Linked DNA regions of Mus musculus: region 2 is linked to region 1. A link is a loop called in an ENCODE intact Hi-C map of the cell type or tissue named here. Cell type or tissue: heart. All regions are shown on one strand.

Region 1 (2,500 bases):
ATTTAACATCTGTCCTCCCCTCCTTCCCCTTTGCCTCTATGAGGGTACTCCCCACCTACCCACCACTCCAGCATCCCCCTACACTGGGGCATCAAACCTCCATAGGGCTTCCTCTCCCACAGATTTCAGACAAGGCCATCATATCTATCTGGAGCCATGGATTCCCTCCCTGTACACTCCTTGGTTGGTAGTCTAGTCCCTGGGAGCACTGGGAGGTGCTCTTAACCACTGAGCCATCTCACCAGCCCCAGGAAATATCTTTTTAACCCCAGTACTATATTCTATGAATGCATTTCAGTTAAAATGTTGTTTTAAAAAAAGAAGCCAGAGAAACTTAAAGTGACAATGAGCTGTCCACTTTATGCAGAAGAATGGCATAATTTAACAAGAGCTGTAAGTTCAATGTCATGAAATTGCACAGTGGTGTGCACTCACATATATTGCTGAGCTATGAATCTATTACATAATGTTAGGCAGCAAACTGATGACTTAAAATGAAATTAAAATTATATTTACTTTTCAATTTAATTTTTATAAATTCTTAGCAATCTGTTCCAGAATAAAAAAAAGCAAAGAGTGTGTGTGTGTGTGTGTGTGTGTGTGTGAGACAACGTGTATTATCGTTGTCCTAACTCAGGTTTGTCACTGGACTCTACATTGATAACAAGTGTGTCTGGCTATTCTAGTACAGGCACTCTACAGGCAGGCTCAGCAGAAGCAGGCAGCATCCTTCAGTACAGTTGCACTGACGGTTAGCTCTGAGTGCTCTGAGTGCTCTGAGTGCTTGTGTCTTAATGTTAGAGAAGTGGAATTGGTCAAGTGGCCTCCCTCCTATTTTGGCTTCAGAAGGAACTCTGTTACCTCTTATCGAATACTTCCATGGTCTTTGATATTCATAATAGATGCTTCGTAAAATTAAAAATAATATCTCAGCTCTAAACAAAAAAGGCAATGTGATTCCAGTATAGTACATTTATTACTTGACATCTCTGTGACCAGATAGATACATGCCAAAAATAACTTGTGGGAGGAAAGATATATTTCAGCTCTGTTTCAAAGAGTTGTAGGCCATAATAATAGGGAAGGGATCACGAGGTTAAGGGAAACTGGAGTGTGCAACAGAAATTCCTTATATGGCAGTGGCCTGGACTAGGGGACCAAACTAATGCTCTTAAAGGCCCGCGGACACTGATCAGCTCCATCTCATAAATGCTCCATTACTTTCCAGTAGTGTCACAGATATGGTCCAAGTACTCTGAACATGGCCTGTGGTAGACATTGCAAATTCAAACCATAAATCTTTAGTTACACATAAAGTTTGCAATGTTTTCTACACAAATATAAATTAAGAGTATATTTGCATTTTGTTAGGTGTATATTGTCTTTGGGATTGTGTAAGTTGTCATTTATTTTGTTGGCCACTAGGTGGTGCAGTTTACTAATTTATTATACCCAACCTATAAGCAGAATTTATGAAGTGATCTTTTCTTTAGTTGATTGCCTAGAAATTAGAAAAAGATGTAAGTGACCCACGATGCAATCATTATGGCAAAGCCTGGATTAGAACCCCAGCTTCCTGACCTCTCATTCCCTGATATAGTCATATATTGAAAAATTACTCAAAAATAAGCTCTTATTGACAATAAGACTTTTTCCAAAACAATAATAAAGATATAAGATCCCCCCAAAAGGTATTATTATTAAACATCTTTCAAAAGTATTACACTAACACCTCCAATTTCATAAAAAATACTTTAGTGAGTTTCATCAGTTAGTTTATACAGTCTTTGGTGTAAACTTATGCAGAGCCCACAAGTTCAAACCAGTCTGAAGAATAGATACTAACAAGGAACTTAGTGCATTCAAAGTAGATGTATGGTTGTGGAGGAAATGTGATCCAATATCTTCCTACCAAAGAGCAACATGAACACAGCTGTAGATGAACACTGTGGGCTTCCTCCAAAATTTTAAGACACAAGATGATATTTGTATAAATCACTGTTACCAAGTTATACCTTAGGAAACATTAAAATAATTTTGCTTTCTTTGATAAACTCATTCAGCATGTATAAGGTATAGCAATTGCTGTTAAGTGATAATTAACTGCCTTTTATGGTTTTTTTTTTTAATTTCTAGGTACAAAAGTCAAGAAATAAGCAAGTGCGAGAATTATTCTCCGATGGCTTTAGCATTCATCATGCCGGGATGCTTCGGCAAGACAGAAATTTGGTTGAAAATTTGTTTTCAAATGGGCATATCAAAGTCCTAGTCTGTACAGCCACATTAGCCTGGGGTGTCAATCTTCCTGCACATGCCGTGGTTATTAAGGTAGGAGCTTACCTCCCTTTGCACATGGATTTGTGTCTGTCAAAGCAAGCTCCTGAATTGATTTAGTTAGAAAAATTTTGTCATTTGTCTGTTTCATTGACTGAATGTTGTTTTAGCCAGAATTATTTTCTCCGGTAAAAGTCTAGTTTATATTAAAGAATTTAACTCTATC
Region 2 (2,500 bases), 200 kb after region 1:
GCGCAGGCCTTGCCGAGGTAGATCGCAGGAGCCTTTGTGAGCTCCGTCTCAAGCAGTGACCTGGGACAGTTTCTAGGGCTAGCGGAGACCCTGATGCGCCTTGTTGATGAACAAAGTGCTCTGCCCTGGAACTGTACCAGGAGTTGGCGCGACGCAGGGCACCCATTCCCTGCCCTTCTCTCCCCCAGAGAGCTCCGCTGTTTGGCCATGACAAACGAGAACCCAGAGGCTCCTTGATGCCACAGCCCCAGGAATGCCAGCGCAGGACTTTTAGCCCTGGCGCACACACGTGGTATTTGGGGTTTCAGATTTTCTTTTTCACGCACTCCGCCTAAGTAGCAACCACTAGCCTCTGGGGACCTTAAGTTAGAAGGAGGGCTTGGAAGGGCTTGTATCACCCTTGTCTTCGGTTGTAGACGGGTCACAGGAAACCTCCCTATTGCCTCCGAGACACACTAGGCATTGTGGAGAGGACACATTTTTATGGAGACGCCGTGCTAATAAGGGAGGAAAGAAAGAAGGGGCCACTACAACAAGCTCTTCTCTTTCTAGCCAGCAAAGGAGGCGGTGGATGCCTGGCCTGTAATCTGTATTTTGTCAAGGGCATGAAATTCATTCGAAGAAAAAGCCCGATCAATTTATTTTTGCTGCCTGCAATAACACAGCTGGATGATGCTTTGAGCGCGCGCTAGACTGGGGCTCATCATTCATTCACCAAGAACGGGCCTAAATGGTGCCTGTGGGATTAGGTCAATTTTAGTGGATCTACTTCGCCTCATTTGGTTACTAATTGGTTTCTTGTTTTATAAATCGAAATCTCATTTTCAGGAAATTACAAAACCCGCGCAGTCAGTCCATTGAGGTAATCCTTGGGTCAGGGGGTATTTAAATGGAAATGGCTCAACCGTGCACCAAGGGTAAAGCAACAGAGAAACTTGCTTGGGTATTCACATGAAATGTGAGCTAGCCCTTTAGATTCATAATAGATACACCCCTTCTAATACTACTTATGTAAATATGATAAACCAGATTTTAAGGAAAGTGAGGGGCCTGAGAGAAGTAAAATTTATCTGCTGAGGTTAATGTGGCATATCTTGGAAATCTTCCAAAATAGATTATGTTTTCCTTTGTCTTCAGCCACTTTAGCTGGGGAAAATCCTTTTGTCTGAAACCTGATTTAGTTATCGCCTCCCTCACAGAGAGCCTTTTCTCCTTTGCAAAACCCTGTTCCCTCTGCCTCACCGAGTTACAAGGGAATCTTTAGATCGTGTTCTCACTGTAATCCTGCCGCAAAAGGAGCTGGTTCCTCCTCATTTTAAACAGACAATCAAAGGATTTGCGAATTTTCTGCGGTAGGTCAAGTGCAGAAACGAAATCTCAGCTCCCCCCCCCCCCACCCCACCCCTTGCCCACTGAAACTGGGTGCTGGGGCGCTTCATCGAAGCAAAGAGGTGAGAGGGTCCTTGGCAGCACTTTAAGACTTTGGGAAATGAGAACCTTAATCTGATTTTTTTTGGGGGGGGGGTGTCCTCACATTTTGGAGGGTGAGCTCCTCCCTTGGTGAGATCCACCGGTAGAGCCGCCCAGTCAGTTCCTCATAAAACATTAACCCAGACTCAACCGTGTGACAAGTTTCCTCTGCCTACAAAAGGGAACGCAGCCTCTGTGAAAACAAGTTTCCTCCCAGGTGTGAGGGGGGCGCAGAGTAGAGAGAGGAACTCCCCTGTTAGCTAGCACCCGCTCGGGCTGCTTATTAACCTGTGGGCAAGTCTTGTTTTCCCTCGTAGGCGCATGCTAATGAGGGCGCAACCCGGCAGAGCAAAGCAGGCATCTAGAGTTCTTAGGCAGGATCTTTTTACACGCCCCCGCCAACCTCCAACCCTGCGACCCCACTCGGTGATTTGCAGGCGGCTTCAGGTGACCCTCAAATTTTTCTATTAAAGACGTTTGTTTGCCTAAAACACAGGTTTCGCTAGCTTGAGGGGCGACTAGGACTAGTCCCAGACAACCGCAGCCCTCAGATCTCTAGAGGACCAGCGGGAATGTCCTGCCCTCTGATCCCAAGAAGCTTCTGGTTTTCTGGGCTCTGCGGGGCCCCAAGGTCGACGCCAACCGAGTCCTCGGCACTCTCAGCAAGGTCTTTCTTTTCTCTTTTCTTTAGGGTGGCCAAGTCCAGCTACTTCTTCTGGATAGGAGCCGAAATTCAGGAGGATGAGTTGGGAGGGGAGGAAGGGAGGCGGCAACACGAAGGGGTGTGTATAGGTGGCTGAGACCCGACCCTTCAGTACTTACTGGCTCACCCTGATAACTGGGGCCAGAATCACAGTGTCACTCGGGGAGGAGAGCTGGGCGTGCTGGGGCGTCAGGAAGGATCACGCGGCGCGATGGAGGGAGGGGCAGTCGCAGGAGCGGAGCCGCAGTATTTGCAGAGCAGTGCGGAAATCGTTAGATTTATTTAGGTGTGCAAACACCCAGAAAGACCCCATTTGAGCCTAAGGGG

Evidence for each region. Hi-C counts contacts between places; a loop is a spot of excess contacts. Peaks named below come from ENCODE experiments on the same cell type or tissue, not always from the same donor. Only the 100,000 strongest peaks of a DNase experiment are listed, where the experiment ranks them.
Region 2: a loop joins it to region 1, with 4 times the contacts of the local background. A loop is called at or near these places in 7 of 42 quality-filtered maps.

Annotation. Positions count from the first base shown.
Region 1 is chr10:50,697,804-50,700,303 of GRCm38, forward strand. Ascc3 (activating signal cointegrator 1 complex subunit 3) reads left to right here. Exons shown (of 42, transcript NM_198007.2): 15 at 2,137-2,328. Among named protein-coding and RNA genes, the nearest start is that of Ascc3, 110 kb to the left of the region's middle. In heart, a CTCF peak has its summit at 1,418 (motif pointing right); no DNase peak of the experiment used is centred here.
Region 2 is chr10:50,901,128-50,903,627 of GRCm38, forward strand. The region is part of intron 1 of Sim1 (single-minded family bHLH transcription factor 1); the gene reads left to right. Among named protein-coding and RNA genes, the nearest start is that of Sim1, 6.7 kb to the left of the region's middle. In heart, no CTCF peak of the experiment used is centred here; no DNase peak of the experiment used is centred here; H3K4me3 peaks cover 496 bases; H3K27me3 peaks cover 2,306 bases.